3 separate regions of the Homo sapiens genome follow, and regions 2 and 3 are each linked to region 1. The links are chromatin contacts, found by Hi-C or POLR2A ChIA-PET in ENCODE. All regions are on one chromosome and are shown on one strand. Each heading gives the region's core, a stretch centred on a gene start or an enhancer-like site at or near the end of the contact. The rest is flanking DNA. Distances are from core to core; before and after follow the strand shown. Region 1 has its middle 67 kb from the start of URB2. Region 2 overlaps GALNT2 (polypeptide N-acetylgalactosaminyltransferase 2). Region 3 overlaps GALNT2 (polypeptide N-acetylgalactosaminyltransferase 2).

Region 1 (2,915 bases), core at 154-2,653:
AGGTCAAATCTTAAAACTATCTGGCCTGCCTTTGACCTTCATGGGAAAACCTAAAGTGTTCTGTCTCCATAGAGCTAGATGTTCATCAAATCCAATTACCTCTCCCAGCTGCACCGCTCACCAGGAGGCAGGGCTCTGCTGGGGACAAAGAGAGGCAGAGGAAGCAGACTGTCCCCAGCCCCGCTTCCTGCTGCAAATTAAGCCAGGCATCGACTGTGCCGACTCACCACCTGGCTGCTGCCACAACAGCAGCTGCAGCCTGTTAGCACTGAAGAGTTTCTCTCCCAACTATTCCCATTAGTGTGGCCAGCGAGGGGGAGGATGAGTAAGTGTCTGTGCTCAGCTTGGGGCTCTGGCTCCTGCTGTCTCTTCACTGGGCTCTGACCTCCAGGGGCTGGGCGGGACATCCAAGCGTCAGAAGCCAACATAGGCCTGCTGACTCCCAGAGTTCGGCGCCTAACTTGGAGACAGGGCAGCAGAAGAGATTCTCAGCCCTGGCTGCCAAGCATTGCTCAAGAAGCTTCAGATTCAGAGAGACTGGGTAAGGCGGCCCCTCTGGGTCTGTAAAGCACCACTGTGATTCCAAAGCACAGCCAGGGTCAGCACTTCACCGATCTGTATTCACCAGCTGTCCTGCACATGTGTCTTTGATAGGACATGTGGGAAAGACATTAGGCCCTTCCAGCTCCCAGTAACTAAATATAGTCCTTCACATATCTCAGGGTAAGGCACTCTGTACCTTTTCAAACTGCTTTCATATACCTTGTCTCATTTGAGCCTGTGAGCAAGGGGAGGAGGCCGCTGAAACCCCAAGGTGCACTGAACGCCCCTGATGCCTTTAATCACGCAGCCAATTAGAGGCAAGGTTGGAACTATGCACCTTGTCTCCCTGGCTCGTGGTCTGATATTTCTCATGGCTATCATGTAGCCAGGCAAAGATCCTATTAGTATGGTTATGCTTTCAATTATTCAATACTTCTGTGTTACAATACACTGCTTATGTGGAACTGCTTGTAAGTGGCCATCATTGACTTCACCGATGAATCTGCTCCCCCTGTGTTGGAGAAAGTACCGAGTCATTGCCTCTAACCCCTAGCAAATGTAAAATACCTTTGCAATAGCTGGAAAAAGAAAATCACTGATGCCGACAGAATCTCCTTCATTCTCATAGACTAGGTAACAAAAGGGGAAGAAATCATGTCAGCTGAAAGATCTGGGGAGAAATCGATTTGGGACTGCTAGAATCACAGGAAGTTTTTGTTGAAGGATCAGAAACCCACGCAAGCCAGCTCAAGCAAAAGGTTTATTGTACAAGACACAGAGCGATGTAACAGAACCCAGCTGTAGGAAGTGCAGCTGGGTCTCCAGGGAACCAGAGAATGAATGGCAACCGTTTCTCAAGCCACATCATCTCTCATCTTGGCTTCTCTCTGTACACCTGCTCCCATATCCTCCCTATGGGCTGGCTTCCCCTTGCTGTTCAGGGTTTCTGCTCCTTCACAACTTCAGTTTGCTTATTGCTTTGTCTAAGTAAGCCTCACCATGAAACTTGACTCTACATAACTGTACTTGGAACCTATAGCTAATCAAGTCAGTCCCCGGAACTGGAAGCATCCCTATTCCAGATCCTCAGGGAGAGGATCTGACTGTTTGGCTGGGCTGGCAGGGCCCACCCCACTGTCCACTCATCTGATTCCAGGAAGGATTGAGTCTCATGGGATGCTGCCTAGATCTAAGCTGGCAATGGGGATGACAGGTAAAGAGACCAGTCACTTAGAACTGAGCCAAGACAAACTCAGATGACTCTATCCCAGGAAGAAAGGCAAAGCCTCCCTTCTGAAAGCCATTCAACAAGCAGGTCATTGAAGTGTGTTGGAACACAGGTTAGAATAATAAATAATAGGCTGGGTGTGGCGGCTCACGCCTGTAATCCCAGCACTTTGGGAGGCCAAGGTGGGTGGATCACCTGAGGTCAGGAGTTCAAGACCAGCCTGGCCAACATGGCGAAACCCTGTCTCTACTAAAAATTTAAAAATTAGCTGGGCATGGTGGTGCATGCCTGTAGTCCCAGCTACTTGGGAGGCTGAGACATGAGAATTGCTTGAACCTGGGAGGCAGAGGTTGCAGTGAGCCAAGATCGCACCACTGCACTCCAGCCTGGGTGACAGAGCGAGACTCCGTCTGAAACAAACAAACAAAAAAGAATGATAATAATGTGTGAAAAACCAGGACGCACAATCTACGGGACCACATTCTCACTGAGGAAGTGGTTTTCTAGAGCAGTGACTATATAATCCTTTTAGTAGGTGAATCAGTCAAGCAGGTCAAAATACCTCATTTCCCAACAAACCTTACAAGAAAAAAAGCCCTGCCAGATTAAACAAGAATATGAGTCTCTTCTAGACGAGATTCTGAAAACCCAGATAAGTAAGAAAAACACTGGACCAGGACTCCGAAATCCCGAGTTTTCATTCAGGCTTTGTTATGAATTTTTCATCTGGTGGCCCTTCCTTCTTCATTTAGCTAACTTCTCATCAAGACTCAGCTCCCAGGGCTGAGGCCGGTGACTTACTCCTGTCATTCCAGCACTTTGGGAGGTCAAGATAAAAGGATTTCTTGAGGCCAGGAGTTTGAGACCAGCCTGGGCAATATAGTGAGACCCTCTGTCGGCAGAAAATTTTAAAAATTATCCAGGTGTGGTGGTGCATGCCTGTATTCCTAGCTACTCAGGACACTAAGGCAGAAGGATCGCTTGAGCCCAGGAGTTGGAGGTTACAGTGAGCTGTGATGGCACCACTGCATCTAGCCTGGGCAACAGAGTAAGACCTTGTCTCAAACAAACAAACAAAAATGCTCAGTTCCAGGAAGTTCCTGCTCTGTGCTCCCACAGGACCATCTACATGCCTCCATCATGG
Region 2 (2,960 bases), core at 156-2,655, 410 kb before region 1:
GCAATTGCATGCCATCCTCCATGGGCACAGTCACCCTTATACAGAGAGATCAACTTGCTGCTCAGAGATACACAGCTGATCAGGGAATACAAAACTTTGCTATCACTCCGAAGTCCAGGAAACAGAGCGGACAATGCCTGGAAATTCTGCACTGCACGGCCATGAGCAAAAAGAGTTGGCATACCCTCATGCACTGTGTCACCAAGTGGTTAATATGCAACTATTGCACAAGACCTGCTTCTAAGAAGTCAAGTCCGAAGACCGGACTAAAGAAATGAATCATCTTTACCGAATTACTACAATCACTATGGAGGCCCAGAAATGTTGAGTAAAGGTGAGTGGGAAGAGGCTGGAGAGATGAAAGTGTGCATGCTGACTGGCAGATACAGCGCTGGATCTGGCATCAGACAGGACTGGTCTGTCCCCACCACTTCCTAGTTGTCCATCTTGAACAAGTCTTTTGACTTCTCTCTGGGTGCCTGTGCCCCAGTTTGTATAATGGATATAATCATGCTTATGAGCCAACAGGACATGAACCTTGATGGAGAATGCAAACACAGGTGCTCACGTTCTCTGAAGCCCCACAGTGAGACAGCACCGACAGACGCCCTCACTTTCGAATGCTGACATTTATGCAACTCCCACCTCATCCGTGCTGACCACTGCGAGGAAGAAGGTGGGACACAGAGACTCTATGTTCCCACAGGAGCTTACACAAGAGCAACACGGTTCACTGAACCGCAGGGACCATCAACTCTAGGGAGCACCATTAATTTTGTGTGCCACTCAGGAAGAAAAACACGATCAATGAAACCCTGAAACACCATCCATGGAAGATGCATCCTGATTTCAGACATGTTAAAACATGAGAGGCGGGGGAAATGTGCATTGTAGAATCAATGATATGGTGCGACAAGAGCCCCCAGTGGGCCCCAGAGCTCGGCTCTGGTCCTGACCAAACAATGTCTAAAACCAGCTTGAGTCCACAGAGCAGTGGGTGTTCAGTTTGGCTGCTCTTCAATAACCCTGGGAACCTGTTTGCATTTCAGACTCCCTGTCCCTCCTGGAGAATGATTCAGTTGCTCTGAAAGGAGGTCTGAGCACCTCTCTAACACATCCTGTCTGTGCCAGCTGGGAAAAGGAAGGCTGGCTAAATAGCAGAATGGATCTAACAGCACAGCAGCTTCCCTTCCACACCCCCAGCCTCTGGCATCAGTACGCTCCTTACAGGAAGGGCCCCAAACAGAGCCGAAGGTGTGGTCTGAATCCACAGCGCCACTGTGGCCCTCCTGCCTACATTCCATTTCTGCTGTTTCTCTGACACTTTCCCCCACTCTGATTCATTTTCCGAGTATGCAGTTGCAAAACCTACGCTTAGAACGGGGGGACTGCAAGCGTCCTGTGTGGCATTTCCCTAAGTCAGCTGTGACTCAGCCTGGCAAGGGCCCAGGTGCCTTCAGAGTGGCTTCCTGCAAAGACCAGTAATGACGGGCCAGCCGCTGCACTCAGGCACATGAGCCAGCACCTCTGCGACTGAGATCCAGGGAAGGAACGGGATCGCCCTCCTACCTCCCAGCACTGCAAATGTCATTTACATTTTGAAGCCACTGGGGACATGGGTGGAACTCTGTGAGCTGGTGAATTACGCATTCCAGGATTTCTGAAGCCTATTAAGAAAGGAGAGCCAGGGTGGGCGGCCATCACGAAGCAGCTCCAACCACCTGTTTCCCTCCTCCCGCATTTCCCCCACCCAGCACATCACATTTATTTTATGACTCGGTGCATCCAACAAGGCACGGCTTTTAAAGCTTCCCATTTCTGATGCTACAGAGCCAGGAAACCAGGAATCAAGATTATCAGGCTAAAATACAGCCGCCTCTCTTTGAGGCCCACCAGCTGGTTCTGAGAACCTACTGCACCACCATGGAAAAGGGATTCCCTAGCCTTCTCTACCCAAATACCCCAGAAGATAAGATTTCAGCTTTTTAAGATAGTGGTTCCATTAACCTTTGGAGAAAGGAGGAGAGACCCTGTTCGGGGAGCTCTATGCCAAATAAAGACAGAGCCAACCTCCCTGCCTCCCTCGGCCCCCCACCACCCCAGAACCTACTGACCCTTGCAGAGCCAGCCTGCTGACTCCTTTGGAGAGAACCATAAGAGAAGCTTCAGGACGCTCAGGAGTTAGAGGGAAAATGAAGCCATTTACCAAACAGAAGCACATGACTGCCTCGCACTCAGTAAGCACAAGCTGAATCAATTAGTTAATTAAACCTGATACGGGGCTCTGTGGGGTTAAGATCTTACACCCTGAGTAAGGAACACTGCTGAAGAAGGAAACAGTCGCTCTGGGAGATGCTGCTACCAAAATCAGTGGAAGGTCAGGTAGGAGCAGCTCTCACGGAGTAAATGACTAGGAGAAGGGGAGGAATGAATAACAATCCATTACCTAATAAGGGGTTTGTCTAAACCAGCTAACTTGTTTCAGAATTGAGGCCAAAATCAGGGTTAGCTGCAACAGTGCCTACATGATAATTATGTGCTTTTTTTTTTTCCTTTTGGCTTTGTGTGTGTGGTTTTGGAGGGATGGGTTCTTTCATTTTCTGTTTTTGTGTGCCACCTACTTGTCTCCTTAGAACCACAGACAAAATCCTGCAAGAATCTCTTTCCTGGGAGCAGAACTCATGCCCTGGTGAGCCCCACAGACACAGACTGCCTCTGCAGCCTGGTGGCATCTGCCCCAGAACCAACCAGAAAAAAAGGTGACTTACATTTCTTTCCAACCACCAAGGCTGAAGATGGAAATCTGTTCACAGTTGCAGATGTTGGCTGGGGAGAAAAGGGGGGCTGCTGCAGGAAGGCATCTGGGTGCTCAACACTGTGGCTAATTATTGCTGAATAAAAAATAATCATCTTTGCATGACTGTAGCAAGGTTGCTCATGGATACAAAGTATATTAAGGT
Region 3 (2,906 bases), core at 308-2,807, 430 kb before region 1:
GTCCAAAGGACAGGGAGTCATATCTTCAGGTCATCCTCACGTCACTATCCACATGCTTTCATTAAGTGGTCAAAGCTGTACGTTTGAAGCTACAGAGTTCACCAAATAAACAGAATGACTAAGAAACCAAAACCAGGTGTTTTCACATTTTTAGAGTCCCCTGACAGTGTGGTTCGGGGGTTTGGTTTCTGTATCACATCTGCTAAGTGTGCAGGTCATTTTCAAAACCACGCATGCTGAGAGACTAGCAAACAAAGGCAATGATCATGAGGTTAAAGTAGACAAAAGAAGGCAATTAAAACATTTCCACTACCCATCATATAGGAGAAGAACATAAGTACACCTGTTGCCTTCTAAATAAAATATATATTTTTCCTTTCCATAATCGTAGAAAGTAAAAAAGACTTAAGAAATGAAGTCAAGGTCTATTTCCACAAAGGCTCAAGCAAGACAATACCAAATGGGTACAAAATGAAAGACAACTGAAAATCAAAGGTGGAGTCGGCTCTCAGAGGTCTCCAAAGCTCGGTGTCTAAACTTAGCTGTGCGGGCAACACACACACAGACATACACAACCAGTATACGTCAGTTATTTTCGAACCCTGGAACTCACACAAAGACATGACCAACCTGCATGTGCCCCTCTTCAAAGTAGTCCCCTGGGGAGACCCTTGGTATTCCCATGATGCTGTCATCATTCAAAATATTTCTGGAACTCCCCTAACGGGTTGGCCCCCAGAGACAACAGCATAATGTTCATCCTCTAAAGCACATTTGTTTTTTGGAAACAGCTAACAACCACTTGGAGCCAAGCGTCACGAATAAGGCAGGTGATCAAGCTTGGAAATTTTGTTCTTGGTCAGAAACTCACAGTGGGCACCAAATGGCAAGTATAATTTCTCCTAAGGCTCATAGACTAGCTGTGACCACGATGCCAAAAGCAGAGGTTCAACAATGTTCTGAACGCTGAAAATAAGTGTGAAGTCTCCTAAACAGCATGCTTGAAACTCGCCACTTTGAATACACTTGTTCTGATTAGACTATTACAACCAGCCTTGTGTCTTTATAACAATGTCTTGATAAATCACTACTGCACATCCCCAACTCAATGTAGCCCCAAGCAAGTTATTAATAACAAGGGGATGCGGGACACTTCAACTGCCAATCAAGAGACGACAGGCCACAACCCTGCACAGAGATGTCTGCATTCCACAGGCAGATGTCAACGCCCAGGAGTACGTGCAGACATAAATATGCACTATACGCGTGTGCAGAGATCTATATATACACCACAGATTCACAGCTCATCCCAAATCATCCTTAGTGGGCTTATCCTAAATATAGATAATAAATTCATGTTAATAATAGCTGAGACCTTTAAAATGCTCTGAAGGAAAACACACACACACGGATGAACACACACACACACGTATGTACATGCACACACACACACACACAGAGCCACCCTTATGCATTCCTGCACGCTGATCCACTGTGGTTTTCTGGTTTCCTTATCCCTGGGGGGAAAATTTTGTCAAAAAGATACACCCAAGAAATGTAAGCTAAACACTGACAGAGGCCTTCCCTGGAACACTTGTCCCAACATGCTATGATTTGAAAAGATGAGGGGGTCACTGAGAGACCAGGTCGAGGGAGAGAGAGGAGCAGCGGAGCAGCCACTGATTTGGAGGCCTCAGGGCTTGGGATTTATTTAACAGATTTTCTGAACCTCAATCTCATGGAGAATGAATTCTTTCAAGGGAAAGCGATATCTTTTCTTTTCTAACCAACTACAAAAGAACTGGTCCACTAGCCAAATATAATCAAGTTTGGTTTGGTTATATAGTTTGCCAAATATAACCAAGGAAAGCACCAGCTGTCTGTCTACCCATGCTTGCGGGGCAAAGGTTTATGAGGAAAATGGCATTATCCCAGTTCCTGGCAAACAACCTGTTCATAATGTACAGCACCGCTCAGGAGGAAGGGTGAACACTGGATTCAAATTCTAAACCCACAGTCCCAGCTAGTCGGGAGGCTGAGGCTTGAATGGTTGAGCCCAAGAGTTCAAGGCTAGCCTGGGCAACAGAGTAAGACCCTGTCCCTTGAAAAAAAAAAAAAAAAAAAGCATAACAGTATTTAAATAAACTACAAAGGGAAATATAAATTTATATATCAAAAAATAAACGTTATAAGATAAATAAATACATTCTAAATCCCTCCTCCCCTCTTCTAGCTGTGTGACCTCGAGCAAGTTACTGATGCTCCCAATGTCCCAATGTCCCCTTTTTGGGATCTATGCAAAGTGGGGTATGCAAAAGCACTCATCCTCCTGGGGCTGCTGAAGGGACTGACTCCGTGGGCATGGAAAGTTCCCAGCACAGTCCCTGAGTTACAGTCAGCTATTATTGCTTATGATGATGGCAACCTACTAAAGGCAGACACTGATGTTCTCCTCGGCAAAAACAAAGCCTTGTGAAATGGACATCCGCCTAATTCTCCCCTCAAACCTTGCCTTGAGTATTCTGGAATGGTGGTAGGGTTCTCCTCCTCAAAGAAGTAACCCATCAGAAACCTGGCAGGGACAAAGAAGAGGGGAGTGAGGGAATGCAACCAGGATGGAGACAGAAACAAAAAGAGAAGGGAAAAATCAAGAAGGCAAACAGGGGAGGGCAGGAAAGCCAACAGAGTTGTCTGTTCACGCACAAAAGCCTGCTGGTGCTTCCTCCAGTGCAGGGAGCCTGCCCCACCGCCCGCCACGGGACTAAGACAGCGCCTCCTCAGGTGTGGTCCAGGGACCCATACAAAGCCTTCACAACCCCACAGGCATGTGCCAGCACACAGCAGGCAGGTGCAGCACCATGGCTCTTGCAGAAAAGAGGAAAGAGCTGGAAGTGACCTCCAGATCC

Evidence for each region. Hi-C counts contacts between places; a loop is a spot of excess contacts on that map. ChIA-PET counts read pairs that join two places held with the same protein, here RNA polymerase II (POLR2A). Pooled maps may share reads with other maps.
Region 2: a pooled map shows a loop between it and region 1 (3-fold over the local background). The contact joins two enhancer-like sites. A Hi-C loop is called at or near these places in 4 of 37 single-sample maps with no recorded cell type and 7 of 50 pooled maps. POLR2A ChIA-PET finds 5 or more read pairs at or near these places in 1 of 52 experiments (B cell).
Region 3: a map of OCI-LY7 shows a loop between it and region 1 (3-fold over the local background). The contact joins two enhancer-like sites. A Hi-C loop is called at or near these places in 1 of 168 maps with a recorded cell type or tissue (OCI-LY7), 6 of 37 single-sample maps with no recorded cell type and 8 of 50 pooled maps. POLR2A ChIA-PET finds 5 or more read pairs at or near these places in 2 of 52 experiments (OCI-LY7 and naive thymus-derived CD4-positive, alpha-beta T cell).

The regions. Positions count from the first base shown.
Region 1 is chr1:229,691,824-229,694,738 of GRCh38, reverse strand. No RefSeq gene overlaps it. Among named protein-coding and RNA genes, the nearest start is that of URB2, 67 kb to the right of the region's middle. Within about 2 kb of position 1,403, at least 13 of the 41 ENCODE cell types and tissues checked have a DNase peak (open chromatin) inside an H3K27ac peak, as active enhancers do; they include OCI-LY7, where a contact is called at or near this core.
Region 2 is chr1:230,103,321-230,106,280 of GRCh38, reverse strand. The region is part of intron 1 of GALNT2 (polypeptide N-acetylgalactosaminyltransferase 2); the gene reads right to left. Among named protein-coding and RNA genes, the nearest start is that of GALNT2, 38 kb to the right of the region's middle. RefSeq lists enhancers at 526-595, 562-1,283, 655-1,854. Within about 2 kb of position 1,405, at least 29 of the 41 ENCODE cell types and tissues checked have a DNase peak (open chromatin) inside an H3K27ac peak, as active enhancers do.
Region 3 is chr1:230,121,167-230,124,072 of GRCh38, reverse strand. All of the region lies in intron 1 of GALNT2 (polypeptide N-acetylgalactosaminyltransferase 2), which reads right to left. Among named protein-coding and RNA genes, the nearest start is that of GALNT2, 55 kb to the right of the region's middle. RefSeq lists enhancers at 593-802, 813-942. Within about 2 kb of position 1,557, at least 9 of the 41 ENCODE cell types and tissues checked have a DNase peak (open chromatin) inside an H3K27ac peak, as active enhancers do; they include OCI-LY7, where a contact is called at or near this core.